Regions from separate parts of the Mus musculus genome. Here all the other regions are linked to region 1. Evidence: chromatin loops called from intact Hi-C (ENCODE). Cell type or tissue: left cerebral cortex. All regions are shown on one strand. Each heading gives the region's core, and the rest is flanking DNA. Links, peaks and the distances in the headings are about the cores only. Region 1 holds the start of Nsmce4a (NSE4 homolog A, SMC5-SMC6 complex component). Region 2 overlaps Tacc2 (transforming, acidic coiled-coil containing protein 2). Region 3 overlaps Plekha1 (pleckstrin homology domain containing, family A (phosphoinositide binding specific) member 1).

What was found. Hi-C counts contacts between places; a loop is a spot of excess contacts. Peaks named below come from ENCODE experiments on the same cell type or tissue, not always from the same donor. Only the 100,000 strongest peaks of a DNase experiment are listed, where the experiment ranks them.
Region 2: a loop joins it to region 1, with 2.2 times the contacts of the local background. A loop is called at or near these places in 3 of 42 quality-filtered maps.
Region 3: it touches region 1 in a loop (2.3-fold over the local background); 2 of 42 quality-filtered maps call a loop at or near these places.

The regions. Positions count from the first base shown.
Region 1 is chr7:130,542,715-130,552,911 of GRCm38, forward strand. It overlaps Nsmce4a (NSE4 homolog A, SMC5-SMC6 complex component), which reads right to left and starts at 4,667. Exons shown (of 11, transcript NM_001162855.1): 1 at 4,278-4,667; 2 at 3,181-3,258; 3 at 1-96. The coding sequence starts at 4,560. In left cerebral cortex, for the core only: a CTCF peak has its summit at 4,695; DNase peaks (open chromatin) are centred at 4,206, 4,676 and 5,139; H3K4me3 peaks cover 1,859 bases; H3K27ac peaks cover 1,094 bases.
Region 2 is chr7:130,687,828-130,698,024 of GRCm38, forward strand. All of the region lies in intron 5 of Tacc2 (transforming, acidic coiled-coil containing protein 2), which reads left to right. Among named protein-coding and RNA genes, the nearest start is that of Gm34283, 28 kb to the right of the region's middle. In left cerebral cortex, for the core only: CTCF peaks have their summits at 4,816, 5,064, 5,318 and 6,204; DNase peaks (open chromatin) are centred at 4,839, 5,470, 6,134 and 9,062; H3K4me3 peaks cover 2,982 bases; H3K27ac peaks cover 1,929 bases.
Region 3 is chr7:130,910,976-130,921,172 of GRCm38, forward strand. Plekha1 (pleckstrin homology domain containing, family A (phosphoinositide binding specific) member 1) reads left to right here. Exons shown (of 13, transcript NM_001346515.1): 13 at 1-2,519. The coding sequence ends at 67. Among named protein-coding and RNA genes, the nearest start is that of Mir7061, 7.8 kb to the left of the region's middle. In left cerebral cortex, for the core only: a CTCF peak has its summit at 4,195 (motif pointing left); DNase peaks (open chromatin) are centred at 2,847, 4,175 and 7,504; H3K27ac peaks cover 1,721 bases.

The sequences.
Region 1 (10,197 bases), core at 694-8,693:
TCAGGTCAGAGCGCAGCTGTTTGGCTTTCTCTTTGCCCAAGTCTGAAGCCAGAACAAGAAACTGGGCATCCAGAACTGCCTCTCTTGCTCGTGACACTGTAGAACAAGAAATACATGTTAAGAAACCCATGTAACCCACAGGTACGCCCCCCCCCCCTAAATTTTCAAGTACTTCTTAGGATCTTTCCACTAAGCCAAAACAATCCCCAGGAGGCTGGAAATGGACCCATAGACATTGATAACAGGTTCCCTCCCCACCACACCAAAACCTCCCCCACCGCTCACCAGTCTTAGAGCTCACTCTCTAGCTTTCATATTCCTGGTCACTGAACCAGTATCTCCTTTTTTTTTCTTTTAGATTTATTTTATGTGTATGAGTGTTTTCCTGCATGTATGTAAACGTAAACAGGGCATGTGTGAACCTGAAGCCCACGGAGATCAGAAGAGGTCAACATATCCCCTGGAACTGGAGTTGTGGGTGCTGGGAATCAAACCCAGGTTTTCTACAAGAGCAAGAGGTGCTTTTAACCAGTGAACCATCTCTTCAGCCGGGACCGAACCCATAGTCTCTTAATAACCCCAGTATAACAAAGACTTGGTGATACATAACACCTGTCTCTCTGACTCCCACATGCTGATCACCATTCTCACCTGGGCTGCTGTAACTCCCAGGGAATGGCCACTACAGGTAGGGAGAGATGATACAAAGTCTGTAGAGGAAGAAGGGTTAACTGAAGGACAGGCTGAGCTAGCGGAGCTGGGTTTTACAGCCCCTGTCCTATGGGTCACAGAGAATCTGAAATAGCAGTCAAGGAAGACTGTAATATAAGGCAAGCCAAACAAATTCAAAAAGAAATGCCTGACCGGGCGTGGTGGCGCACGCCTTTAATCCCTGCACTTGGGAGGCAGAGGCAGGCGGATTTCTGAGTTCGAGGCCAGCCTGGTCTACAGAGTGAGTTCCAGGACAGCCAAGAATATACAGAGAAACCCTGTCTCGAGAAAAAAAAAAAAAAAAAAAAATGCCTGTGCACGGCATGCCCCTCAAGGCCACTTTCATTTGAGCCAACTGATTTCCTGAAGCATTGGCACAAAAACAGAAAACACACAGCTAGGAAACTTATTGGCTCTGGCTTTTGTTCTTAGCCATCATTTTTCTCTCTCCAGAAGGGAAGATTTTAATCATTCCGAGAGTCACTGCAGAAGTCACAGAGAAAGAAAGGGAAAGCAGACACTGGCTGCTGGGCTCTTGTCTACAACACCCCCTCCTTTGCCCAACAGCTACATAGGCTACTACAAGAAAAGTGTAGATCTGTCTGGACGAGAGCAAGTTCCCTATAGAATTAAAACAGGTGTGACACCCATACCCATGAATGCCAAGCAGGATAACTCTGGGGTTTTTTTGTTGTTGTTTTTTTGAGACAGGGTTTCTCTGTGTAGTCCTGGCTGTCCTGGAACTCACTCTGTAGACTAGGCTGGCCTCGAACTCAGAAATCCGCCTGCCTCTGCCTCCCGAGTGCTGGGATTAAAGGTATGCACCCCGGCATGGAATAACTCTTGAGAGCCCAGCTGAGTGAATAATTTTGCCTTCTACTGAGGGAGGTAACATGGAAGAAGTCAGTAAGATGGACGGTTGATAATAGGGGTGTAAATGAGCCAATCACAAATGAGACCGTGGGTCCAGGCTATGATGGAAGAAAAAGCTTGACAGTGGAAAAGTGGAAGAGGAGCCACAATCCTTCAAGTTCTGGAAGTGATTTAGTGTATGTTCCAGACCAAAAAGGTGAACTGTAAGGAGGCCATGGCCAGAGCAGGAAAGACTGAAGGACAACACTCACTAAACACTGTGACAACGCAAACAACCAGGCATCCTAGATAACTAGAAGCAAACTGTCCGAAAGATCATGAGGAACTGTGGCTAGCAGGGAACAGGGCATCCCTGGTTTCTCTCCTTATCACTGCAGTTGCCCCTTTCTGTTCCTAAAGCAGTGAGAGAGGCCCAAAGAGAAACATGGTCTGTGTAGCTGTCCTGGTCTCCCATCAGGAAGTACACCCACCTTGCTCATTGGATACCAGCCAAAGCGGTCACCACTACAACCAACTGCTGCTGCTTTTAATTCAAACTAATATTGTGGTTTTAAGCCCCCATGCGGCTGGGGAAGAGGGACCAGCAGTTAATACAGAGTACTGCTCTTCCAAGAGGCCTCTGGGTTGGGTTCCCAACACCCTTGTCAGACAACTCACACCCTCCGTGTACTCCAGCTCTGAGAAGAATCCCATATCCTCTTCTGGCCACCACAGATAACTGTATTCATGTGCACAAACCCACATGGACACACAACTTCAAACAAATAGAAAACTCCCAGGAGCCAGATTTCAACACGGAAAGTTCTTCCCCACTGTCCCCAACCACACACAAGAGGTGTGCCTGTAGATGAGGCACCTCCATTAGGTTATAGGTGGATCAATAGCTAAAGGAGGGGAGACCAAGGAAGGAAAAGAAAAGAGGATCTCTGAAGCTGGCTGCACTCTTCTCTAGTTCATCTATCTGCTTAACAGAACATACAAGTGAAACTTTCAAATTCAAGCCAGCAAAAGAATCACGGCTTCTTTTTTGTTAGTCTTTTTTGTTGTTGTTATTTTCGAGACAGGGTTTCTCTGTGTAGCCCTGGCTGTCCTGGAACTCACTTTGTAGACCAGGCTGGCCTTGAACTCAGAAATCTGCCTGCCTCTGCCTCCGGAGTGCTGGGATTAAAGGCGTGTGCCACCACGCCCAGCTAGTTTGTTTGTTTGTTTGTTTTTGAGACAGGGTTTCTGTGTGTAGCTGTAGATGCACAGGAACAGACAGTTGCAGACCAGGCTGGCCTTGAACTCAGAGACCTGCCTCTGCCCCTCCCCCACCCCCCAGTGCTGAGATTAAAGGGTGTGTACCACCACTGCCCAGCTCATGGAAGAGGCTTCTTAAAACAGACTGTACAACTCCTTCCTGACTTCTAGAAATCTTCGAAGAACCCTAAAGCATACACTGTACCAAGTGGTAAGTGCACAGTATTGTTGCTAAAACGGAAAAGGCTCTGGGCCTGTGCACTAGTAAATGGGAATTATGGAACAACAATAATTGGCTTCTATAAAAGTAACCCAGTGAGTATAAGCTGCAATAACAGATTTAAAATCATGAATTACCTTCATTAAACAGAGTGTTAGCTTCTTCCAGGACCTCTGTTAGTTTGTCACCAGCATTCAGTATGTCTTCCCGGTTTTCTATTTAAAAGAATACAAGCTTAGGGAACTGGGCACATCCTTCACTAATAAGTAGCAACTTACAGTTCCTTCCACTCCTACAGCCTGGGTAATGATTAGAGTGGCTTTATCTCTTTAACAGAAAAAGGCTTTATCTTTTACAGAAAGAGACAATGTTACTACTGTTCCAAGCAAATTGAACGTCTGTGTGTGCAGAAGGCCTGGGGTCAACCTTTGATGTCCTTCCCTCAGCGCACCATCACCTTTGCCTTTTGAGACAGGGTATCTATCTATCTATCTATCTATCTATCTATCTATCTATCTATAGAACTATCTATCTATCTATCTATCTATAGAACTAGCCAAGAAGGCTAGGTGAGCTGGCCAAAGAGACCCAGGGTCTCTGCTTCCCCTCGGCTGAGGATACAAGTTTACAGAACTACTTTTAGGAGACACTTTAGAGGGTTCTGGGGAATCTAATTAAGGTCGCAAGAGAAGCATCTGCCCATCTCCCCAGCCCTCAAAACTTGAACTCTTGACAGGAAACACTTGCTCCCCAAATGTGCAAAGGGATGACTCTTCGGCTTCCCAATACAAGGGCTCGATTAAGAAAGGATTGTCAACTTCTCAAGCAACAGGCTCATCTGGAGAGCCACACAACAAACGCTTGGGCCTGTACAGCATTTCTGATTCAGTGTATCCGAGCTGGGCAGGGAAATGTGCATTTTAGCAATCCCAAGGGACTCCATAGCTCAGGCGCCCACGAGGAGCAAGCTAGATTGAACAAAAATCTGGTGGTGTGTGCTTGTCTTCCCTACTGGCTAGCTGAGCTCAAGTCACCACCAGGTCTGGTCTCCCGCTTTTCCAGCCGGCCACACAGCACCTGCGCGGCCGCCGCCAAGGTCGCGTAGGCTGCACTTCGTAAACAAGCGAAAGCGCGCTGCCGCGAGCCTGCGCAGACCGGCCAGCGCCTGCACCTCCACCGCCCTCCCCAGCCATGGAACGCCACCGGCCCGCGCAGCCACAAAGCGCCACCTTACGTTGGACAGAGTTGATGAGAGCGCGGTACTGATGGCGGATCTGGCGGCACAGGCCCTGGTCGTACTCGGCCTCCAAGCAGGCCGGGTCCATCAGCTCGTCCCCAGAATCAGACAGATCGGAGTCCTCCAAGCTCGGACGCTCCGCTGCCTCCCTGCGCTCCGGCGCGGCGCCGCGGCGGGCCAGCGGGGACCGCGAGCGGGACCGGGAGCGGGTGCGATCCCGGTGCGGGTCGCGGCCCCGGCCCCGGCCCTCAGACCGGCGGCCGCTGCTGTCGCCAGACATCGCGCCAATTCGCCTTGCAACTTCGGAGCGGCGGAAGTTCGCGCCAGAAACTGAAACCCCCGGCTGGGCTCGAGCGCCGGCTCCAGGAGCAACGCAGCTCCCCGGCTGGCGCGTGAGCACACAGCGACACCTGTGGCCCGGAGGTCGCGGCGGCGTTGGCTGTGTCTGTGCCTCGCATTGGTTCTTAGTTACTCCACCCTGCAAGCAAGAGTCTTAGGACTTTAGATCTCTGATCCTAATGCCCACCCCACTTAGTCATGCATCTTCCCATTGTCTCTTTGGCTCCTCTGGCCTTGGGGAGGATACAACAAACAAAACAGGGTTCCTTGACTGTACCATAGTAAACTGTTAAGCCTCCTTCTAAATATCTGCACCACCACACGGCAGGTTCACAGCTGATTCTCTAACAACAGATACCCTATAACAGGTCTGAGGAAGATAATTATATGCAATGTGGTTTCAAAGATACATGTATACATATCATTCCATGTAATTGTGTGTGTGTGCACTGTACATAGATACGCATGCACAAGTGTGCATCTGCGGGTACAAACGGCAGGTTGGCTTCAGGGGTCTTCCTCTTTCAGTTCCACATTTTTTAGATTTGTTGTGTGTGTATATACATCCTTTATTTGCGTGCACACTGTGGACGAAATGTATGCAGTGCCCTCAGATGTCAAAATAGGACGTGCACACCTCCTCTGGAACCGGAGTTAAGAAGGGTTTGTGAGCTGCCCTGTGGATAACGGCGATGGAACCCTACTCCTATGAGAACTAGTGCTCTTAACCTCTAAACCATCTCTCCAGCCCACTCTCCACGTTCTTTACCATAAGGCATCTCTAGCTGAACCTGGAACTCGTCTTTTTGACAGGACTTAAATAGCCAGCAAGATCTAGGCATTTTCCTGTCTTCACTTCCAACGCACTAGGATTATGGATCCACACTGCCGTGTACAAGTTTGGTTGTTGTTTTTTGTTTGTTTGTTTTTTGAGACAAGGTTTCTCTGTGTAGCCCTGGCTGTCCTGGAACTCACTTTGTAGACCAGGCTGTCCTCAAACTCAGAAATCTGCCTGCCTCTGCCTCCCAAGTGCTGGGATTAAAGGCATGTGCCACCACCGCCCGCCCATGTACCAGTTTTTATGCCACCTTAGGAATCCTGAGGTAATCTACCCTCTGACACACACACTTCTCCTTCTTCCATCCCTCCCTCTCACATAGGATTTCATGTAACCCAGGCTGGCCTCAAACTGACCCTGTAGCTGAAGCTAATATTGAGTTCCTGATCCTCGTGAATCTAACTACCTCACAAAGGCTGAGAGGATTTTGAGACCAAGATCCAAAGCCTAGTGAGCTCACTGCTACTGAGATATCATTGCTTCTAGAGCCTCCAAAGAAAAAAGAACTAGGAAGCTATGCATAGACACCCTTACACGTATATAAGTGCATCTCTTCATATTTTATGTTGCTGGGTTAATTTAAAACACTAATTTGCATTGACATCACAGAAGAGTGTGTGGGGAAGAAGGGGTGAATGTGATTGATGAAATACTATTCTCTGTATTAATGTAGACTACTGAGAAGAAATGGTTCAGCAGTTAAGAGCACTTACTGCTCTTACAGAGGACCTGGCATCAGTCCTCCGTATCCACATAGTGGCTCCCAGCTGTCTAGAACAACAGTTCTAGAAGATTCGACACCCTCTTTGGACTCCTGCACATACGTGATGCATGTAGCATCACCAGGCATACATGCGCACACATAGCAAATCTCTTTAACAAATAAAACGCAAGCTTATAGCAGTGTCCGATGTCCGATCAGAGTCCGATGTTGAAGTCCAGGGGGCTTTTCTCCACTCTGTGGTGATGAGTTTATATTTATTTACATGATTAACTTTGATAAGGGATGCCCAGAACGCTGGCAAAAATGTTATTTGTAGGTGAATCTGGGGTGGTTTTCAGATTCCTTGAGAAGCTCTGCCCTCAGAAACCTGGCTGGGCACCATCCGATTCACGATGGTCTAATCAAATGGAAGAAAAGGGCAGAGACAAAAAGAACCTTCTATCTTTCTCTTTCAGCAAGGGCATCTATTTCTGCCCTCAGACACTGGACTCCTGGTTCTAGGTTGCAGACCAGTACTGCCCTGTCTTCCTTATCACCCATTCTCATACCCTGGACCTTGGACTAGGAGGCACCCCACCAGCAGCCCTGCTCCATCAGCTCTCAGACCCAGATCACACTCACTCTCCAGACCACATGTTGGTCGAGGGGTTTCTTGGCTTCCCTGACTGCGTGAGGCCAGGCAGATAACAAAACTCCTCATTCATGTCTATGTAAGTAGTGTTGGTTCTGTGTCTCTAGAGAGCTCTGACTGATACATTCTGGTTTTATATTTATAAATTCCTCCTCAGCAGTGAGAAGTCTGGTTTCTAATATCATCAGTGCACTTCCTTGTTCACCTAATCCTCCCATCCGTAGCAATCCCTGCTATGTGAGGCTCTTAGCTTCTCATCCTTCTCCCCATCTTGTGGCCACCTTTTTTTTTTTTTTTTTTTTTTACATCTCTAACACCTGATACATCCCAGTGATCCCATCTCCTTCCCCATAGTACCACTTAAGCCACCACTGTGAAAGCATTTAACATTGTACTGTTTACCTTGTACCAAGGACAATTCAAATAGCATCCGGGTGGCACAGTGATCTAGCTCCAAAATCCTGTCCTATGCCTGTGTTGGGTTGAGGAGCCCCCTTCTAAACACAAGCACAAGAGGCAGGTGCTGCCAGCAGCAGACCTGAACACAGACCAGAAAGCAGGTCTGTAAGGGCAGCTGCTGGCACAGAAGGCAAAGAAGCAAAGGGCCACACTACCCATCCCGGTAGACAAGCTAAGACACGAATATCAGACAAGGCAAGGCCCCTGCCATTGTTGAGTACCCCCAACCAATGGGAACAGAATAAATGTACAACAAAGACACATTCCCAAGGAAACCCCGTAACCCTAGATCTTGATCCACCGGTGAAGTAACTTGGCACAGATGTTTGTGGATTTGGGGCTTAAAAACCCTGTAGGATCTTAACTCAGGGTCATGGTTCAGTTCCCAAATCTGAACCATGGCCCTGGTCAACAAGTCCTGAGGTGCATGCTCAATAAACTCTCCCTGTCTGAGATCAGTGTTTCTGTGGTTTGTGAGGCGATTCCTGGATCCCAGCAGTTTTAAGAGTCGAGAAAAATGCCTTTGTGTGAGCCATAGTGGTGCTTGCCCCTAATGCCAGCACTCAGGAGGAAGAGGCAGGTGGATCTCTGTCTGTGCCAGCCTGATCTACATGCCTAGAACACCCACGACAGCTAGGGCTGCATAATAGAGAATCTCTGTCTTGAAAAGACCAAATAAATAAATTGAAAGAAAATTTTCTTTATTTTTACCCCTTAATTTGGTTGTTGAGTTGACTATCAATAGAATGTTTAGTTGAAAATGAATTTTTATAAAGAACTTAAAGGAGGCCTCATTCTAAGACATTGCTTAGAGCAGTGGGTCTCAACTTTCCTAAAGCTACGACCCCTTGATACAGGCTCTCATGTTGTGATGACCCCCAACCATAAAATACTTCTGTGCTGGATCAGACCTATGACTAAATTGGTAGAGTGCTTACCGAGCAGGAAGCCCTAACTTCAACCCCAGCATTGCATAAAACCAGGTATTGCCGGTGCACGCCTGTAAGCCCAGTACTGAGGAGGTAGAGGCAGGAGGATCATAAATTCAAGGATATGGTTATAAATGGGTTCTAGGCCAGCCAAAGACAAAAAAAGACCCTGTCTCCAAGGAAACTAAACAATGTAAAAAGTGTCCTTTAGTTGTTAGGTGTGGTGGTATACCTTTAATCCCAGCACCCATGGGATGGAGGTGGGTGGATCTCTGAATTCTAGGCCAGCCAGGGCTGCATAAGGAGAGTCTTGACTGTTTGCTTGCTTGCTTGCTTGCTTGCTTGCTTGCTTGCTTAGATCAGTTTGGTTTGATTTGGTTTAAACAAACGCTTTCATCTTTTGATCCCTTTATGGGACAGAGTTTTAGATTTAAAAAAATATATTTATTTATTTAATACATATGAGTACACTGTAGCTGTCTTCAGGCACACCAGAAGAGGGCATCAGATCCCATTACAGATGGCTGTGAGCCACCATGTGGTTGCTGGGGATTGAACTCAGGACCTCTGAAAGAGCAATCAGTGCTCTTAACCACTGAGCCATATCTCCAGCCCCCAACTTTTTTTTAATTAGCTAGAAAGTAGTTATTCCAGCTGAACTCTGTCTTTGAAAAAAAAGGTAAAATTAAAAGGACCTTAAGGAGATCTCTAAGAGCTAAGAGTTAGTCCTGGCCTGTCTGTCCATCTGGATGTGGTACCGTCTGGGTGTAGTGCTGACAGATCTCTACTCTTAGGCTAAGAGTCAGTCTCCCCTTGTTGATGGAAGCCTGGTAGAGAGAATTGAAAACAGATCAATTTGTTCCTTGGAGGGCTGCTTTCAGGCATACGGTGGGGGTTCAGTAAACACCCCCCTCTGAACCTGCTGAGCCTCAGACCTCCGCAGCTCAAAATGGTCCTTGTGTCACTGTGGTATGCCCTGGACCTCTTTGACAAGTGATCTGCTTAGGTTTTTGTTTTGTTTGTTTTGTTGTTGTTTTCTGTAAATATTTAGGAGTTGGAGTGGACAAGAGATGGCCATGAGGTCCTTTATAAATCAGGATCTGTCACTGCTGGTCAGGGTCTGGACCATGTGCTTCCGGGATCTGGGAATTGAAATAAAGGCAGAGTAGCAAAGAAACTATTCAAAACCAAAGGGTTACTACAGGTCAGAAATACACTCTAACCTAGTGTCCTCCTTGAGAGGGTATAGAAGTTCAGGTTAATGTTCGGAGCCTCCTTTTATGGGATTCAAGAGGAGGAGCAGCCCGTTACTACAAGCTCTTTTTTTTTTCTTAGCATCTAGGGGTGGTAGGCTGAGGCAAAAGAATCACCTAAGAACAAGGCCAGCCCCGCCCCGCTCTCCTTTCTTTTGCACCAGGGACAGCGTGTTCTAGTCACTTCTCTGCTCCTTACACGTGTTACTTGTGAATTGAAGAATTTTCAGTGTTGGCCCAGTGAGCTCTCCATCTCCTTTTCAAGTTTGCCGTTGCCTGGTCACACCTTCACTCCATTAAGGACTGGTGGAGTTACAGGCATCTGGTTCACAGTTGGTGCGCCGGTAACAACAGCTCCTCGTTCTTTTCTCAAGGAAGTCTACTGGCCATTCAGAAAGGACCGCCTGATATGTGTAAGGTCAGTTGAAGCTGACCAGGACCTGTCTGATTTACCAGAAACACTTCTCATGTCCTTGCATGGCTTTTTGTTTTGTTTTGTTTTGTTTTTTTAAGGTTGCTTTGTTTTGCAAAGGAGCTGTCTCCCTCCGTGTGGTACCGTTCCAGGTGGACTCAGCTGCAGCCTGTGGCCAGAGACATTAACTATCAGAGGTGAACCTGGAGCAAAGCAGAGAGGGGGCAGCTGGCAGCACCTGCAAGCTTCCTGCTCCTCACTCTCCTTCTCCCTCTCCACTCCCCTCCCAGGCTGCAAGAGCCTTCTGGAAAGCTGCCGCCTGGCCTGGGTCA
Region 2 (10,197 bases), core at 1,311-9,310, 150 kb after region 1:
TTCTGTGATCTGACCTACTTTCCTTTCCCCCATGCTTGGGTAATTAGCAGCTCAGGGGTCCACAGCATTGCAGGGTAAGGAATGCTGTGACGGCAGCTATCAGCTTCCCCGAAACATGAAACCAAGACAGGGAATTTAGGTTTGTTTCTTGGAGTGTCAGAGGCACTTCAGACATTCTTTTTAAAAAAATGTTTGAGACGGGATCTCATGTAGTCCAGGCTGGTCCTTGAATTTGATGTGTAGGTAAAGATAATCTACCATTATCACACCCAAGTGCCGTGATGATTGGCACAAGCTACCTTCTGGTTTAGCTATCATTTTTACAAAACTACCATCGGGGGCTGGAGAAATGGCTCAGAGGTTAAGAGCACTGTCTGTTCTTCCAGAGGTCCTGAGTTCAATTCCCAGCAACCACATGGTGGTTCATAACTATCTAAAATGAGATCTGGTACCCTCTTCTGGTCTGCAGGCATACATGCAGGCAGAATGCTGTATACATGATAAATGTATATATCTTTAAAAAAAACAAAAAAACAAACAAAACTACTTTGGGTGTCTTGCTGCATACCTTTAATCCCAGCACTTGGTAGATAGAAGCACGCATATCTCTGAATTTGAGGCCAGCTTGATCTACAAAGCAAGTTCTAGGACAGCCAAGGCTATACAGAGAAACTCTGTCTTGAAAACAAACAAAATTGTGTGTGTGCACACGCGCGCACATGTGTATGTGTGTGCATACGTTCATACATGTATAATTTATTTATTTATATGTATGTGTGTGAGTCCGCACAAGTCTGTGGGTACCACATGTATGCAAGAGCCCAAAGTGGCCAGAAGCGAGCACCAGATGTCCCTGGAACTAGAGTTACCAAATCCCAGACTTCTGCATGTGTAGAAGGACCACCAAGCCATCTCCCTAGCCCTTAACCTTTGTTCCCAGACCTTTGTTCCCCTGTGGGCTGTGGAGCCTGGATCACAGGGCTCGCCTTGTGGCTACAGGGCTTTGTCAGGCTTGGAGCCTACCCACGTGGCTTTGGTCTACTCTCAGGGACTCAGACTGTGTATGTGTATGGGGCTTAAAGACCCAGAAGGGCTGTTTGAGGTCAGGGTCTTATCAGAGTTGTGTTTGAAAGTGGTGGGCACCATTGGTGTGTGTCTAGAGAGGGAGGTCAGGATGTAGTCTGGCCCAAAAGAGAGGGTGGGATGGATGGGAGGAAGAGCCAGCATGTGAGGGTGGGGAAAGTAGGGTGTTGAGAGCCACCACCTGTGTGGCCTCACCACACAACTGAAGGCACCTGAAAAGACTAAGAACTTGCCAGGCAGTGGTGGCACATGCCTTTAATCCCAGCACTTGGGAGCCAAAAGGCAGGTGGATTTCTAAGTTTGAGGCCAACCTGGCCTACAGAGTGAATTCCAGGACAGCCAGGGCTACACAGAGAAACCCTGTCTCAAAAAAAAAAAAAAAAAAAAAAAAAAAAAAAAAAAAAAAAAGACTAATAACTCTAAGGACTAGGGATTCTACAGGAATTTCAAGAGGCACTTGGCCTTCACACAACCCTTTCCTTCCCCCACTTTCTTCAGCTTTGCATTTTCTGTGGGGTAATTTGGTCAGCATCAGAGAGTATTAATTAGGGTTGGAGAGATGGCCCAGCGGTTAAGAGCACTGAAGGTTCCGAGTTCAAATCCCAGCAACCACATGGTGGCTCACAACCACCTGTAACAAGATCTGATGCCCTCTTTTGGGGTGTCTAAAGTAAAGCTACAGTGTACTTACATATAATAAATAAATAAATATTTTTTTTAAAAAAGAAAGTATTAATTAAGGGTCTGAGTGATTCTTCAATAGGGAATCACAGCAAAAGTTCAGTTGTCATCAACTTTAAAGGTGCCCAGGCTCTCTGTTTCTACCATGACTTGGGGGCACAATTTTAATATCAGTGAGGTGATGTTATCCACTACATACTATGTCACTATATTGTGACTGCGCAGTTGTTAGGATTCTAAATATAAGCACTTGATGACTGTATTATTGTAACGGTATTCTACTTAGGTCACATGGTCCTTAGAAAGGAGGACCTGGTCCCAGGAGTTCATGGGCTGTACTTAGCGTCATTTCCCAATATCCTTCTGGAGTAGCATGCCCATTTTTCTTGATCAGCTGGTACTTCCATGCTGTGTGCTTAGGCATTTGGTTCAAGGGCATATAGCCAATGATGGGACAATCAGGATTTGAACTCTGGTGCTATTTCAAAGCATTCACTTTTGGCAGAAACCTCCTACTTACCAAGGGTAAAGACATTTTGACAGACCTGTGACCCTGCCTGCCCTGTGCAAACCGACCCAAACAGGTTCGGGTTGTGACCCTGTCATCAGATCTAGAAGTCCGAGCACACCAGTCAGAGATAAGGTGTGGTGAAGGACAGAGTTAATGAATATGACTGTTGGAAAAAGCAGATAAAGGATTTGGTGACTCCAAGTCTGTCTTCAATGGGCTGTTGGGAACTCCGATATTTTATAAGGAGGAAAAAAGGGGGCAGGGAGTGGGCAGAAGAAGAGGGCTGGGTTTGCCTCACTGAGAGCTTGTGATCCTGGTCAGGCCAGGAGGCCTTTGTCTCAGTTCTGCCTGGGGCTCTGAATGTGTTACTGCCATTGTTGTCCCTTGAGGGGGACTGTCTGGGTCCCATGAGTTAATACATCTCCCTCTTTGAGGGGGACAGTCTGGGTCCCGCCAAGCAATTCGCCCCTGTTCCTTACAAAGTTGCACCATCATGGACTGTTTTCTCCTTGAGAGGGGGATATGTCCTGCAAGCCTCGCCCCAAGTGCTTAGAGGTCCTCTCTGTTGGTCCTTTGTCATGAAGATGTTTATCTGTCAGTCCAGGGCCTTTGTAGAAGATTCTCGAAGCAGAAAGTTAAAGAGGCAGAATAGAGCCAGTGAGGGGCAAAATGGGGTTAGTTCAGGCTGGAACTAGGACCCTCCTCCTTCTCATTTCTCCCATTTTTTCCTAGTTGTAACCTAACTGAACTCTGTATACTACGTGCCCAGGGAGAGAGCCCCTTTCCTTGGAAGATTACATATCAACATTGATGAAGATCTTTTCCTACACATGTAAGGTTCTTTTGGCTCCCTACCTGCAGACAGAACTAAAAGATCTGTTTTTGTTTTAAATAAAGAGCCCCTCCCCCTCCCTATGGTTGAATAAATAAGTTGCAGGGTTCTTGGCACCAGGTGACAGTAGTGCTGACCTTGAGTGACGATGGCCTTCGTGGAGGTGTGCTGCCCTGCTGAAGGTTACCTTCCCCACACGACTGGCGGCATCGTTTGCTGTTTTTATTTAAACACAGAAAGCTCAGTGCTTCCTGGAGATTTCGTGTCACTCAATCTGGAGGAGCAATTTTGATGGTGTAGTATTTTTGACACAGAGAAGAAATGTGAGCCCAGGAAAGTCAGCTGGCCCTCGGGCTCTGCAGCTTATAGGCAAGTAGCAATTCTAGATGTGCAGCCTGTGCGGACGTCCTTAGCCACACTTTTAGAAGGCAGTCAGTACGTACGTCGGGAGGAATCTTAAAGTGTGTTGCGTAGCTTTATTTTATTTTATGGTATGCACCGGTCGGTTTTACTTCATATTATTATTTTTGGGGGGCCATAATGTACATGCTTCTTATGAGCTAACTGTCATTCCAGTTGAGGAATTGTAAAAACATAGAAGAGTCTTTCCACTTTCCTGTAAGCAGTGGTGTTTGAATCCAGCTGTAAATGTTCGGGGCTCAGAAAGCCATTGCATTGAATGTGTAAGGTGGTGGTCGGGTGTTAGGGTGACAGGCACTTACAGGGAGATAGAATGCTTTTCAAGTAGCCTCCAGTGAGAAGGCCCAGAGCTCCACTGCTGAGACTTTCCGAGCTGCTCCCCAGCAGGGAAATGGGGTCTGGCACTGGGTGTCCCCAGCATCTATGCCAGCCTGCCTATGTTTAGGATCGGGGATTATTCCCCTGTACATCCTTGGTATATGAGGGAGGACCCTGACGCTGGAGCACAGCTTGCATAGCATAGGGCTTGACTTTAGAGAAAATTCTTCTGGTGGCCAAAGACCAGAATCCAGCCCCAGTCCCTGAAGGTGGCCCTGTGCTGCTCTCTCTCCAGCTGGCCCCAACCTCTGCAGAGTTGTTAAGCTATGAAGGTATCCTTGGAAGCCTGGCCTTGGTGGGCTGCAAGCCTAGGAACTGTGCCAGATCGATGCTTCTGGGACAGACTTTAGTCCTTCCCCAGCCTTCCTGTCTGGAGAAAGTTCAGGTGTGTGGTCCTCAGTTTCCACTGCAGCCTGTTTTTCTGGTTCTGTAGCCTTCCTACAGTCTGGGGGAGTGAGAGAGCAGGGGCCTGTTTCCAACTTTGTCAATTGATAGACCACCTTGCCCTGCTCTCTGGGGCGGTGTGTGTGTGTGTGTGTGTGTGTGTGTGTGTGTGTGTGTGTGTGTATGTGTGTGTGTGTGTGTGTGTGTGTGTGTGAGAGAGAGAGAGAGAGAGAGAGAGAGAGAGAGAGGTACTGCTGAGTAGTATATATTTACTTCTCAAAAGACTCACTGTACTAGCTAGCAGTCTGGGCTAAGCTGGGAAGCTGGGCTTAGTGTGTGAGTAGAGGGGAGGGTCTTCGCTCCCCCTCCCAGCAGTTTCCGGAGGATGTTGGAGCTTTGTGAAGATGCAGGCGTCAGGCCGCTTGGTGGTGGTGACATCATCAAGTCCCAACACAGAGGCTGAACCGGGGGCTTTAAGAGAAGATCCTTTCCGACCTCGCCAGTGCTTGGGCTCACACTGCCTCCTTTCGGGCAGCTCCACGCGTATCGGCCACGCTCACGCACACACCTAGGCGCGCACCCGCCAGCTGCACTTGCACGCGCACACTGCCTTGGTGCTCGCCCCCCGGGCCGGCTCCGGCCTCGAGCCGCTGCTCCCAGTCGCCGCCACCACGGATGCCAGCAGCTGCTCCCATCTGCAGTGCAGCAGCCCCGGCCGCCGGCCGGCCCGCCCCGGGCTGGAGGAACCGCACCAGGACGCTGGCCCTGCTCGTGGCTAGTCTGCACGCCAGGGCTCAGCGAGGATGGGAGGGTCGCAGTCCCTGCAGCCAGCCCCAGCCAGTGACCTGAACCTGGAGGTTTCTGAGGCCATGTAAGTGCAGTGCTCTGCCTCCTGTAGTCCCCGTGGGGAGGAGAGGCTGCCCGGCTTTGTTAGTGCTTCTCTCCCCCATGTGGTGCAGCGTGAAGCCTAGGCTGGCCCGGGAAGCCTTGCAAAGATTTACCTGGTGGCTGCTGCTTGGTAGTGTTTTGTGTTTTAGCTGGACCGAGTTTCTTGCAGCCCTGGGATACCTCTGGAGCAGAAATAGCCCTCTGGAATTCGGTTTTGGTTATTCAGCAGCAGGGTGCATGGTGGGGGCTTCTGCGCTATCAGCATCTTTTTCCTCTGTACCCCCGCCCCCACTGGTATTTCCTGCTAGGGAACTGGAGGCATCAAGGAGAGAGGGCCTCCTCCTAGGAGGAGTATTGTACATGCTGGAAACAGTGCTGGGTTAGCTCCCTGCATGGCAGGACAGATGGATGGCATGGAGCTCAGAGTGCGTGTGCAGCCGGGCTAGTCCAGGCATCACCAGGCTACTCTCTTCTGCTGACACCGAGGACGAGGCCGCCTGCTATTATTAGTAAAGACAGCCAAACAGCCTTGTCATTGGTTGAGGCAGAGTCTGACTATGCATCGATCCAGGAATCCGATCTTTTCTCCAAACCACAGTGCTAATGTGCTCAGAAGTGGCTTTTTATTCCCGAGGAGTGTTTGTTACAGTTGCTCTTTCTGTTATGGTAGTCTCCATTACAAACCCAGTCTTGTTGGGGGCGCGGGAGGGATGGGGCTTATAGACTAGGTCTGTCTGCCAGGTCACAACTCAGCAAGAAAGGCTGCTGTCGAAAGTGGGTTCTGCCAGTTCCCTCGGATGTCTTCTCCCCTTTTCCAAAGAGGAGAATATTTCTGGAGACTTGCGGGGTGGGGGGGTGGCAGAGCAGTGTGCGTTCTTGAGTATTTGATACGTAACTTTAAAGCTCGCAGGCCCTGGTCTGTGTATTGGAGTAGGGTTTGGGCCCCATGAGAGGTGTGGGAGTGTGGGGCTTTCACCCTTCGCTGGGCTTAAGTGACACGCTGGACTCATGTGGTGATGTAATGCCGGGCTGAGCCGCATGGTTTTCCAGGCTCTGCCTTTTGAACAGCCAGTCATTCTGAGGAGCAGGTGTGCATCCGACCTGTGTCTTCATCCCCGTAACCTGAGAGCGCAGTATCTTACAATGGAGGTGTATTGTGTTTGGGAGTTTTTATGGTATGAACCTAGGGCCAGGCTGTCCTATCCACTCAGGTGCAGTATTGTTCGATGTGTGGAATATCCTACTGCCTTATAGGACTCGAGGAAAGAAAATTTCAGACTCTTTTGTTTGTTTGTTTTCTCAAAGTCTCTGAACTGGAAATCAGTGACATCTGACACCAAAGCACCGGAGGGACCAGAAAAGATAATGTGACCCTAGGTGGGAAAACTTGCACATTAGCCATTGGAAATTAAGTTCCCAGGTCCCGAAGGTCCCCGTCTTCTATCCTGGTTGAGTTACTGCCTTGTGTTCTTGGGAGCTGAGGGCTGAGTCTGGAGAGACTCTGGTAGGAACATGTTCTTTTAGATAATAGTCCTTAAGGGTTTGTCCCAGGGGGATAGTGGCAACAGAAGATAGAGGCCCCGTGGCCACCTTGAGAGGGCAGCTGCCCATCCAACCTTTTCATTGTTCCACTTGATCCAGTTTTACCACTTGAGGCTTCTGAAATGTCTGAGAGTACAATTTAAGATGATACATGAGGCGCCTTCACAAAAATCCTATCCTCCGTTCCCCAAAGTTTAGAAAAGTGGAAAGGGGAATTGTTGAGGGCTGTTGTTTCTAATGGCTTGCCTTTGCACCCCCTTCTCTAAGTGTTTCCCCTACAGATGTGTTCTGCCCAACCTTGAAGTTAAAAAAAAAAAAAAAAGAAAGAAAGGAAAGTAAAGAAAAGAAAACTACATTAAGAAAGCTGCTCTTCCACGTGCCAGCAGGTGTGGTGTTTTCATAGTAGTGTATATGAGTATTCGTGCCCACGAGTGATACAGACACATAGCAGGCGTGGCGGCAGAGAAGTGCTTCCGCTGTAAGCCGATGTCATGGGTTCGAGGTTGAAGGCCAGGGGCGCCCACCTGCTGCCAGCTGCAGCCCACGGCAGCAGGAATCTAGAGGGAACATTTCTTGGGTGAAAGCTGGATTTGTAGAGGCCCATATATAAAGGTGAAACTGAGGAAACCGAGCGAGCGAAGGACTTTTGTTTGTGAAGCACTCTGCTTTGTTTGTTTGAAGGTTCTATCTTAGATTTCAAGTCTGGCTGCCTGTAAGTGGTTTGTGTAGTCCCAGTGAGCAGATTGGTCCCTCTCAGAGAGCAGTGAGGTGAGGAAGGAGGAAGACTGGGAAAGCTAAAGCCACATGGGATTGTGGGATGAGGGGACTGAGGGAGAGGGTGAAGATCTGAGGCAGCCAGCCCCTCAAAACCCTGAGGTGACACATTAACTATAGCATCAGACTCTGGCAGAAGTGCAGGGTCTGAGGCTCCACTCAGATTCAAATCACCTTTTTAACCATGCTTATTAAAGATTCCTGTGTGGCTTGGGATAGAGTTTGAGAAGCCCTGAGACGATTGTATCTCTTCTCAGGCCAGGGCTTTGTGAAACCACTGGCTGCTGCCTTAGCTGTTTCTTTCCTGTCTGGGAAGGAAGTTCTCACAGAAGCCATAATCACTTCCAAACGGCAGAAAGGGTGTGAGGAGAGAGAGAGCCCACCCTAAAGTACTTCTCACTGGGAATGAGCAAGGTTTGTGATGAGCCCTGTAGCCATCCTTCTTTCCAAGGGAGCCCCTGGGGATGTGACTCTCTAAGAGAAGCAGCAGCAAGCACTTTGTCATAAGTTCCAGGGACTTCCCCACCAAGCCAACCATGGCAGCCAGTGAAGCCCGAGACAAAGTGGGCAGCGGCTCTCTTACAGGGCGGGCTGCTGGCGGATTCTAGAAAACAGTCTGCAAACATGGGAAGCTATGGGATTGTGGTCCCCAGAACATCCACAGAGGCAGAGGAGGAGCCAGGGAGACTGGAAGGATGACTGTCTGCAGCGGGAGGGTAAAGACTAAAGATAAACAAATAGAAAATAGAGATTTAGGGGCTGGCAAAATGGCTCAGCCTGAAAGGTGCTTCCCCCAAACCCAGTGACTTGAGCTGGATGCTTAACCTCCACACTGAAGAGGGCTGACTCTTCAGAGTTGTCCCTCTGACTTCCGCGTGTGTTCCGTGCTGTGTGCATACGCACAAGCTCACGCATACACCCAAATAAATAAACCGATGGAAAAGGTTGAAATAACAGTGTTTTATTATGGGTTACAGACGATAAGTTTCAGAAAGCATATTTTACTTTGGATATTATTACTGGGCACATCTAGTAGTTATCCCTCCCCTCCTCCACCCTCTCTCACTGAATAAACGGCAGAGTTGTCTATTGAGTGGGGTACAAGCTTGAGTCCCAAAGGCTTCTTGTGAGTGTCATCTCTTCTGCCATTCAATCCTAGATAGCTGCACCCTGGCTCCGTGGCCCATTGCCCAGATCCACAGGGTTCTGGCCCTCCACTGTCTTAGAGACTTGCTCTCTGCGGGCACTGAAGGGCAGTATCATTCCAAAACCTTTCCTGTAACTCCTGGACATGTAAGGGGTCGTGCAAAAACCCGTTTCTATTGGGGTCTTGGGTTGGGGGGTACCCTGTTGCTGATAGGTAGGATTTCAGATTTTAATCAAGTATGAATGACTCTGCAGGTGAGGGGTACATCCAAGTCAGGAGATTATGGGCCAGTGCGCCTCATCCCTAGCTCTGTTTCTTTCTGCTATCTCAGTCTGTTTCTATGGCTATATTGTTGGTTGCCTAGGAAACTGCATTAGCCTAAAATATGATTGGTTCCTCTTGTCAGATGGATTACTGGAGCTAGGGCAGCACTCTGCTTCAGCAAAGGGTATGGAACAATTCTGGTCCTGCCCCTTGCGCTTCCCAGTGTGGACTGGCCATTGAGAACAGCTGTCCCCGGAAAACCAGTTGTTCACAGACTCCTGCTTGTGTTTCGGTAAGGGAGGCCACTTGAACACAAAGCGCTGACTCAGTCAGGCCTGCGCTCACACGCCCATCCTGTATCGGCTGTGTTCACTCAGATGACTTTACGCTGTTTGTATTTATGAATTCTCTTAGCAGTTGTTTCTGCAGGGCAGGTGGGTGCAGCTTGTCGGTGCCAGACATGGGAACAGAGGTGCACAAGGCAGATGCCATGCCGGGAGTTAACGCCCGCTCTTTACGTAGCCCTGCTGAGGAGCCTGAGAATCAGCAGAAACTTTGCGCAATCTCTGCCAGGTGCTTTTTTTTTGTAATTTAAGAAACTGTCTGGTTATCTAGACTGGTCCCAAACCCGCTGTGTAACTGCAGGTTACCTTGAAGTTTTGATCTTTCTGCCGCTACCTAAGTAGTGCTGGGATTACAGGTGTGTACCAGCACACACCGTTTATGGAGTGCTAGGTCTATGGTCCTCATGCATGCTGGGCAAGCAGCCTCCCAAGTGAGCTATCTCAACAGTCTTTGCAGGGCTTTTTTGTTTGTTATAGAAATATTATACTCTATACAGATAAGAGGTTATATACAACTTTGTAGGCAAACTTTATAGCTAAGGAAGCCGAATCCTCGGTATGGTTAAATCACCGGCTTAGAAAACCATAAAGGCTCAGATAAATAGTAAATGGTGCTACCCTTACAGTACAACGGCTGCCAGAGATTGTTTGTAACTTACTGGTCCAATAAGACTTTATTCATAAAAAGCAGGCGATGGGCTATCGTTTGCTAATGTCTTTTGTCGGGATGATTGGCACAGGGCTCAGATCTGTGTTTCCTTCCCTTGCCAGGAATGGTTGAGACTTCAGTCCAGTGTGGTTGCCCTCGTGCATGCCCTTCCCCTCCTGGGCACTGTGCTTGCCCAGCTTCATGTCCCCTCTAGGATTTCTTATGGAGAACTCAAGCTTACTAAGTGAAAAGCTGGGTGCCTGCTGCTCAGAGACTGCGGACCTGCCTAGCCTGAGCACC
Region 3 (10,197 bases), core at 995-8,994, 370 kb after region 1:
GCCAAGGTCAAGCCAGGGAACTTCAAGGTCCAGACTGTCTCTCCAAGAGAGCCAGCTTCCAAAGTGACTGAACAGGCTTTGCTCAGACCTCAGAGTAAAAACGGCCCTCAGGGAGAAGATGGCGAGCCAGTGGACTTAGATGACGCCAGCCTGCCAGTCAGCGATGTGTGAGGAGGCTCTCGTGGGCTGCCTGCGCCACTCACCCTCAGTGTCCTTCCGTGAGGCTTCTCGCCAAAGATGATAGAGGGTGAATGATCTCAGTGCATATGTCATACTGCCTTGTGGGTGGACTCTAAGTTGGCAAACCAAGGATTTAGGGAGTGGCCTAGTCAACATAATTCTTTAAGAAAGGAAGGAGAAAAGCTGTGTCCATAGTGACTGTTTGAAGCTTTATATGTTTGGGTGGTGAAAATGTGTGTGTGTTTTTTTTTTTCTTAAGTGACTTTGAAATTTTAAATAACAATTTAAAACATTAAAATTTCTTATTATCTTGGTCATTTAAACCTGCTAATATGACTCCCTTTGAAATATTCAATATTTACACATTCTTATCAGCTAAAATTATCAAGTGGGCCATTCCCAGATGAAAATTTCTAATCTCATGAGGTCTGTGGTGCTGCAGAATTTATACTGCAATGTGGACTGTTTAGAATTCTAACCATTTATGATATTCTGGCTGTCCAGGTGAGTGGAAATTTTTGCATAGATTTGACTAGATGATTGGTGTAGGTGGCAGTGGAACAGGGCAAGCAGAAGTGGGGAGACTGGAGGTCAGCTATAGCTAAAATTGTTATTTCTCTGGGGAGGGGACTTTTTTTATCTTTATTTTTATTTTGGAGATTGGATTTTTCTATGTAGCTATGGCTGTCCTTGAATTCTCTCTGTAAACCAGGCTGCCCTTGAACTTGTGATCCTTCTGCCTCAGTTGCCTCCCAAATTATAGGGTTATGTCACCAACTTGCAGCCTGAGACACTTGTTTTAAAAAGCTCAGTGTTTTATTTCAGTAAAAATTATTTGGTCATAAATTTTGGGAAGAACTGATTTCTTTTTTTAAATCAAAGTTTTGTAAATAGATCTTACTTCTGAATTTGAATCGGTGGAAGACCTCAGTTCACATGCTAAGTCAAAACGGCCCTTAGTCACGACCTTGTTGTGGCCCCTCCCTTGTCATCAGTAGTAACCTATACTCAAGTGCCTGTGTCTTCTCATCTCACTTAGGATTGTACCCCAAAGTCCTACATGATTGGCTTTAAATGTCCGGGAAAACTAATTTCAGTAGCGTAGTTTGATAGGTTAAATGAGATAGCATTTTTATATCAGAGACACCAGAATGTTGGTGGTCAACTACCTGTGCAATATTTATGTCTTGAAAACCAGATCTGAGTATGCATTGAACAGTGGGGATATTATAAACAGAAGCGCCTCTCTGAAGAACCCGGTTTCCGGTGTTGAGTGATAGACTGGTTTGAGCGAGTACTGTTTTGTGGTGACATCTTAGGTGTTTCCTTTCTCCCAGGCTGCTGCTCTGTGGTATTTCCAGTCTCAGACTTGTGTTGTGGAGTCATGGTGTTAGTGTTCTGCCTTTTTATGTTCTAAGACTACTTGTTAGAGGACGGAAGATTTGCTACAGTGGTCTAGAGTTAAAATGTGCTCTTTAGTTGCCCAGCACAAGAACGTACCACTCACCTTTTGTATTCATAAGCTAATATGTTAGAGTTCTATGTAGTTTTCTCTTGTGCACCTGCATCAGAAAACCATAGGACAACAAGGTGGCTAGGCAGTTATCACCCCTCTGCTGCCGTATTCATCACCCAGGCTCTCTTACAAGTTCCTTGTTAATGCACAAGCGTAGGGACCCTTGTACAGACTCTGGCAGTATTGATGAGCCTGGCGCTGTTTGCTTTGGTGCAGCCTCCACAGTGCGCGTTCATTTTATCATATTTTGGTATCGGTAATTTGATATATTTCATGGTGGCAAAATATTAGCTCTATTTTGGGACTTTTTCTAGACTTACATTTATTCAAATGCATAGGAATATGTCCTTGTGATTATCAGGATCTCCTAATATTTATCTCAATTCTTTTGTAAGCTTGTGGAAATTATTTAAGTATTTTAAAGCATATTTTCTTGTAAATATATCCTATCCGAAGTGTCAGCAGTTACGTTAGTTAATACCGTGTTATCTGCTGTATTTTCCCTGTGTGTATAATGTATCTCCTTTCAGAACAGGAATGTGCCTCCTAATGTTTACTGTTACCCTGCTGTCTCTGTATGTCCAGTCGGTGGAACACTGTAATGACTTGAGAATAAACTGCCCAGAGTTCATTTTCACTCACGTCCCCTTTTATTTGGTTCAGTGTTCATGTGAACAAATCAGTAGAACTGGTAAAAAACATTTTTGGTTAGTTCATTTACTTACCTTTCAGTAAACAGATTTCATTTCCAGGACAGCCAGGGTTAAAACAGAGAAACTCTGTCTTGAAAAGCCAAAAAATAAAAATAATTTTAAAAAGTTTCAGATCCTTGAATTCTTGGGGTTTGATGTTGCTATTTTTTTTTTTTTTGTTGTTGTTTTTGAGACATGGTATCACTTTGTAGTCTTGGCTGAGACTCAGTATGGAAACTGTGTTGGCATTGAACTCACAGAGATCCTCCTGCCTCTGCTTCCCGGGTGCTAGAATTGTAAAAGTGTATACCAGCAGGCCCAGCAGATCCGTGAATTCTTAAGACAGCTTCCTATGAAATTGTACAAAGAAAATGTGTGTTCAGAAAGCTTGCTCTTTTTACTTAAACAAAAACATATTCTGAAAATTAGATGTGGGAGTTGCCTGTGAAGCATGTTGGAGTCATCGAGCTGCATGGAGCCCCAGCTTACCGGTCAGGCTGACGGAGATCCCATGCTGCCTACACCTGTGGGGAGGAGTGGGCGGGGCTGAGATGTGCAGTCAGCCCCCAAACAAGTGCTCCAGAGCCTGCCTTCTGAAGTCTTCCTAATGGTAATGGGCTGTTGTGACCTGTGTGTCTAGAGCCCAGCCCAGTGCCTGCTGCCTGCCCAGAGTAAACACTTATCCGCTGAGCCGAGGACCGGGCCACTAATAGAAAATATATTGGCATACGTTTATAATTCGATTGAATTATATTCAATTTAGTCACCTGAAGTTTTAGAATTTCCAAAGACACCAGCAGTGATTTTAGATGTCTCCTTTTGTTCCTTGTGTCTAGTTCATTGTCAAATCCTGCTTTATTTCCCCATCTTCCTGACCATACCTCTGAAATGCAATGCACAATTGGGCCTGTCAGCAGTTCCTTATGGATGGGAGAGTAGCTGTGTGCGTGTGTGCGTGCATGCGTGTGTGCGTGCGTGCGTGTGTGTTTCTTCAGTGGTATACCGACTGAAAAATTGACTATGATCCAGTAAATGTCATCCCACCAATACACATGGAAGCAGCCTTTGTATAGTTAAACTCAGCGGGTCACACAAAAAGTCATGAAAGTAAAAGAGAATATAAGAAGGGTTTCAGCGTGGTGGCACATGCCTTTAATCCCAGCGCTCAGGAGGCAGAGGCAGGTGGATTTCTGAGATGAGGCCAGTCTGGTCTACAGAGTGAGTTCCAGGACAGCCAGGGTTTCAACAGAAGAGTGAGGGTGATAGAATATTGAAAAGGTAACAGGTAAGAAATGACTAATATAATGACTTCTTATATGCTATTGCTTGGGGGGTGGGGGGACTGGAGAACTCAGCAGTTAAGATTATGCAGAGGACCTGAGTTCAGTTCCCAACACCCACCTGTAACTCTAACTTGAATGAGAATGCCTCCTTAGGCTCCCGTATTTGTATGCTTAGTCTGCTGGTGAACTGGAAAGATTAGGAGGTGTGGCCTTGTTGGAGGAGTTCTGTCACTGGGGGTGAAGCCCACACCATGCCCACCCCTCCCTGTTGCCTTTGGATCAGATATAAGCTCTCAGCTACTACTGAAGTCCTGTCTTCCACAAGTGTTCATGTGTGTGTGTCCATGCCCATGTACATGTACACAGACACACAAAAATGATAGACATAAAAATGTTTAAATGACTTGAACTGAAAAATATTGCTGACCTGGTTAGTGTTTATAATGTTAATTGGTGAAATCCCAGTGGTCCACTGTACGGACATTAAAAGGAGTAACTTACTGTTCGTGTGATAACAGTGCCACCTTCTGGTATTGGTTGCTACATTTAACGTAATCTGACATCTACTTCACAGGAAGGAGAGAAGATACGTAGCAGCATAGGATAGCTTTGAAATTCATAGAAATGTTAAATCACCTTTCCCAAATAATAACTTTTGTAGAGGTAACTGTAGCCTCACATTCATAAGAAATAATCTAGAGAAGCTGGGATGTCTGTAGCAAGATGCTATCTTATCAAAAGATAGACTATAGGACATGTTGTATGCCCTTCACTCAGTTTTTCCAGTAATCCCACATAAAGACATAGTGTAGAATTGTAACCATGAACTAGGCTAGTGCTTAGTGGCAGTGCTTACCCACTGAGCCATCTTGATGGCTGATCAGGCTTGGGACCTAGCTTTAGAGAGTAGATAGGCAATAATTTTACATATGTGACCAGTGGGGCGTTTGCCTTTTAACCTCTTGGGGTTGGGATCGGATTATTTTTCCATGTGCTACAGACCCAAGGAGATAATGGAATTTGCCCAGTGTTATAGAAAGTTAAACATGATAAAATCTAGTGTGGAAAACTACCCACCTAGAGGCCGAGATGGTCAAAGAATGATGGTATAGTAAGAAGCAGTGTGGCAAAGAGGATTTCTAGAAAACCCCTGAAGAACTTGTGGATACATGATAAGGAGTGAGTAAATTGATTTGCAGTTTTTTGTTTTGGTTTTGGTTTTTTTTTTTTTTTTCGAGACAGGGTTTCTCTGTATAGCCCTGGCTGTCCTGGAACTCACTTTGTAGACCAGGCTGGCCTTGAACTCAGAAATCCACCTGCCTCTGCCTCCTGAGTGCTGGGATCAAAGGTGTGCGCCACCACGCCCGGCGATTTGTAGTTTTGATGGCTCAAAAAGGGATTGAGAATAAAGTCATTATCTTCAAGGTTCAAGGCTCCCAAGCTATGATACACAAATCTCTCCTTGCCCTAGTTTTTTTCAGAGGGAGAGGTAAGGAAGGGAAAGAATGTGAAGGGACTTTCCATGACCCAGGAGCTTGCCCCAGTTAAATCCTCCCACCCCTCATTCACTGTCCTAATGTGTTTTTCTGCACCATGATAAAACACCCTGACAAATTAGTGTAAGGGAGACAAGGTGTATTGAGCTCACATTTCCAGGTTACAGTCTATCACTGTTGAAAGTCAAGACAGCAGGAACTTGAAGCAACAGAACAGACAAATCACATCTGCAACCAAGAGCTCTCTGCTCTTGATTGCAGATGTGATAGCATCCAGATGCTAGCACTATACAATCCAGTATACTCTACCCAGGGAATAGCACCACCCAGAGTGGACAGATCTTCCAACTTCAGTTAACATAGTCAAGACAACCAATATGGATATGCCTACAGGCAGTCCCTCATTGTGACCCCTTTTCAGATGACTCAACATTTTGTCTAGTTGACAAATCAAAGTTAACCATCACATTTATTTCCAATGGGAGCCTTTGGTCCCAGGAACATCTGTGCACAGTAACCATCATGTATATCTAGCTCATAATTTTGGTTCCTGTAGGGACTGCTGTCACTGAGGACGCACCCAGATCAAGTTCTCAGCACAAAGAGGGACAAAGGGCAGGGGACAAAAGACAAAAGACAGGAGGTAGAGGATAAGGGTAAAGGGGTGACAAGGGATGGGGGTGGGGGAGGTGGGAAAAGGATTTTTATCATGGTGCAGGGATGGGAGTGGGGCACCAAAGGACTGCCTCTGGATAGGAGACAGATGTGGCATATAGGAAAATGGTGCTTTATAAAGGTACAAGGGGAAACCCCATGTTAGGATGAGGCATTTAATTTTAATTGGGCATGTTAATTAGGTGAGCCAAAGGAGGCTTTTGATTGCTGGACTTCAATGCTTTGATAGCTCATCCTTGGTAGTCGGTCTCAGGAGGAAGAAGTGGCCACATAAGGGAATAGATCTTGGGGGTATAGCTTTAGGAATGTAGTAACAGGTTTCTAGCAAGGCAGGGGGAATGGGAAAGAGGATCAAGGCTTCCCAGAGCCATGTCTGCCATGCTTGGGCTGGCTAGAGAGTCCCTTCAGTTCCTCCTGTTTCTCATTCTTTCTTCTCAGTCTTCCACTTACCTGTTTATATTTTGAAGGTGGGAGATTTTTCCAGTGGGTCACATGTGGTGGGTGATAGAAGGTAAGGCACCAGGAGTAAAGGGGGAACAGCCTGTTTGTTGGCCCAAGCAACTAGAAGTACAGAGGAGCTATGACTGAGGTAGGGGCTCTGCAGGTAGACATGTACAATCTCAGGGCTGAACATGTTATGTTTCAGATACTTGTTAGATATCTAAGGGGAGAAATGGCTAGCAGCCAATCGGATAAGCAAATTTGGAATTGAGAAAGGTCAGCTTGACAGAAGGCAAGAGGAACGAGAAGTTGAGAAAATGCCTCCCTCAGATTATTTGTAAGCAAGACAACTGATTAGTGATTACTGTTGGTAGGTGGCACTGTGGGTGGTACACCCTTGGGTAGGTGGGTTCTATAAGAAAGCAGGCTGAACAAACTATGGGGAGCCAGGAAGCAGCGGTCCTCCATGGCCTGTACTTCAGTCTCCATCTCCAGGTTCATGCCTTGGCCTCTCTCAGTGGGCTGGGAGTTGGGGTATGGAAGCCAAATAGACCCTTTCCTCTCCAAGTTGATTATAGTCATGGTCCTAGATTTAGACGCATGGAGACAGAAGTAAGTGCATTACATGAGTGCCTGGTGCCTAGGGAGAGGAGAAGATGGTGTCTGGTCCCCTGGAACTGAAGTTAACAGTTGTCTGTGTGCTGCCATGTGGCTTCTCTTTACTGCTGAGCTGTAGTTCAGCTCCATGACGTAGTATATATATATTTCAATATTTAAACCAGGAATGGTGGTGCTCACCTTTATTTCCAGTGCTGGGGGCCAGAGACAGGCAGATCTAGAATCTCAGTGGATTCTAGGCCAGGCAATCTACCCAGGCTGATCAGAGCTACAGAGTGAGACTCTGTTTCAAAAACCAAACAACACACACACACACACACACACACACACACACTCACTCACATCACATTGTCGATCCCCTGCATACACCTCTGATAGCTTTCCATCACTCTGTTTCATGGTCCATGCAGACCAACATGACTTCACTGCAGCTCCCAGTTCTGTTGTTTTGCTTTGTGCCATTGTCCTGATGAGGGTGACAGGCCCCCAGGAAGAGGAGCCAGAATTCATATGCTGAACATTGGGTTCTATTCGGATTTTGGAAGCAGTTCCAAGCCAGCTTTCATGGAGCCCTAATTGTTTGGGGATTTTTTTTCCTGACCTAATACAGCTTGGCTCATGATTGATTCTTGTCCTTAAGCTTAAAACTAGGACAGGCCTTAATGAGCAGGGCACAGTGTCTATGGCTATGCTCAGTCAGTTTCTTTCCAGCAGAACAATATTCTTGATTAAATCCACTCAGCATTCAAGGGCTTCTCCTGGGCAGGAAATTTCCGTGGGTCCCAGGGAATAAGGAGTAAGAGAGACAGACATAAAAGTCACAGGGTAGACCAAGATAGATATTGAAAGATTATGCTAGGCTATATTACAGGAATGGGCCTTGGAGAGTTGTAGCAGAGGTTTTCTATTAGTTACTTTAAGAGATGGCTTATCAGCTCAGGACCCCCATGGCCAAATTCTCAGCACAAAGTACATTTGCCCCAGAGGGACAAAAGGTGGTGAATAAGAGACAAAGACAGGAGATGGAGGGTGTGGGAGAAGGGAAAGAGGACAAGGAAGAGGGTTATTTGTCCTGGGGTTTGGGGACAGCATCAAAGGACTATTTCTAGATAAAGAGGAGACAGACATAGTCCATAGTCCATAGTCCAGACATAGTCTATAAAGGTTCAGGGGGCAGCCCCATGTTAGGATGGGCATTTAATTTTAATTTGACATGTTAATTAGGTGGGCCAAAGGGAGCTTTTGATTACTGGACTGGACTTAGTTTGATAGCTGGCGCTTGAGGAAGAAGTGGCCAAATAAGGGGATAGGCCAGCTTTAGGAATGCAATCTAATAGTTCTTAGCAAGGCAGAGGGAATGGGGGAGAAAGGGCACACGGCCTGCCAGAGCCATGCTCACCACACTCGAGCTGGCCAGTCTTCAGCTACTTCTCTGTTGCTGTGCTAAGACACTATGACCAGGGCAGATGATAAAAGGAGGCGTTTATTTGGGTTAGTAGTTCTGTCGGGACAGTCCCTCATGACAGGAAGACATGACAGTGATAGGAAAGCATAATGTTGGGAGCAGGACGCTAAAGACACATCTTGGACTACAAGCAAGAAGTGGGAGGACTGAGAATGGGAGTGGCTTGAAACCTGAACCCCCATGCCCAAACTTCCTCTGGCAAGGTTAGCTCCTGTCACCTCTGCTGTGCAACATTTTCCTCCAAGGTTGAAACATCCCATCCTGCAAAAACAGTTCCTTAAACAGGAAAGTAAGCAACTCAAAAGAGCTTCAGGAAGTCCCTGAAACCGACTAGTTGTCCTTTCTGACAAAGTAAGCAATAAAAACTACAAAGACAAGCTGCAAAAAAAGACTCTTGACACTAGATTAGACAGCTGCCCCTAAGAAGCAGACACTATCTGAGCTGGGTGGAAGAGGTTTAAACCAACTGAGCCTCTTGGAAAGGACACGTGCAAACCTGTTGAGCTGCCTGCCTGTGTAGTGTGCTCCAGACTCCCAGCTTTCTGAGCTCTCTGACTTATGCTGGGGTGGGCTTTGATGACACAGCTGTGTTTGAAGTAATTTCTGCTCCTGTTAAGTAAACCCTTACCCATATTTCTGTGAGCAACCTCCATAAAACTCACCACGTTGGATTTTGGTGGTGCCCATACTTTGGTTTGTCTTTAGCTCCCTTGCTGGGATGAGTAGAAATGTGCTGAGTCTTCTAGGAAAAGTTTGGTCACATGATACCTCCCCAACTACGTCATCAACTGGAGGCCAGTATTGAAACATCTGAACCTGTGGGAAACACTGCCATTCAACCCCCCACAGTCTCATTGACTGTTAGATGTCCATCGAGAGTCACTGATGCTCCTGTTGTCATGTTCATCCTGGGGCCTAAGCAAATTGAGCAGCCTCTGTCTGAGAAATGTCTAGAAGCCATGGGAGAAGGAAAAGTATTCCAGTCAACTTCAAAACTGCTCAGAAGTGACACATGCCATCAAGTTAATGCTTCATTGGCCGGAGAAAATAAGTCAAGCTAGACATGACCAGGGATTGGCATTTTATTATGTAAAAAATGATAAAATAATCTCAATTATTTATAGCTTAATATAATACAACCCTACAGTGAGTACAATGAAATCTTGAATTATTCTACCCCATTTAGTAAGATTACAAAATTTCAATAGTAAGAAGACTAACTTTTTGCCTTTGTCTGTGTATGATATATATGTGTTGCACTTGTGGGTCAGATGGTATTAATAAGTTACCTTAAAATATTCTGAGTTCTTAAAGTAGGCAAGGTCCTAGGAAAGTCAATGACCCAGGCTGACAGGCAAGGTGGCTGTCCCTAAAGGCAGCCTGCTCCACTATTGGGCATAGATGATTGACAGATGAGGTCATGGGTGTTGAGCAGTGTGCCTAACAGGTGTACAGGACTGTGGTCAAGTTCATTTCCTTGGTCATGAGAAAAGATAAACTGCTTAGAGTGATACATGCCTGCTTCTTCAAGGCCAGCAGGAAAACCTGTGTAAGCTCAAGGTAGTGTGTGTGTGTGTGTCTGTCTGTCTGTCTGTCTCTGTGTCTGTGTGCCTATGCCTGTGTTTTGTGTTTGTTGATGATAGAGTCCAGGGCCTAACAAATGTTCAACCACTGAACTCTATGCTCAGCTTGGCCTTTCTGTTTTAAAGGGCTCTCCTGACCAGAGCAGGCCAGACCTGACTACTCTCCTTTTTGATGGACTCAACATTAAACTCAATAGAAACCTTAATTATGCATGTGAACCCCCCACCCCAACCCCAGCTAACCTAAC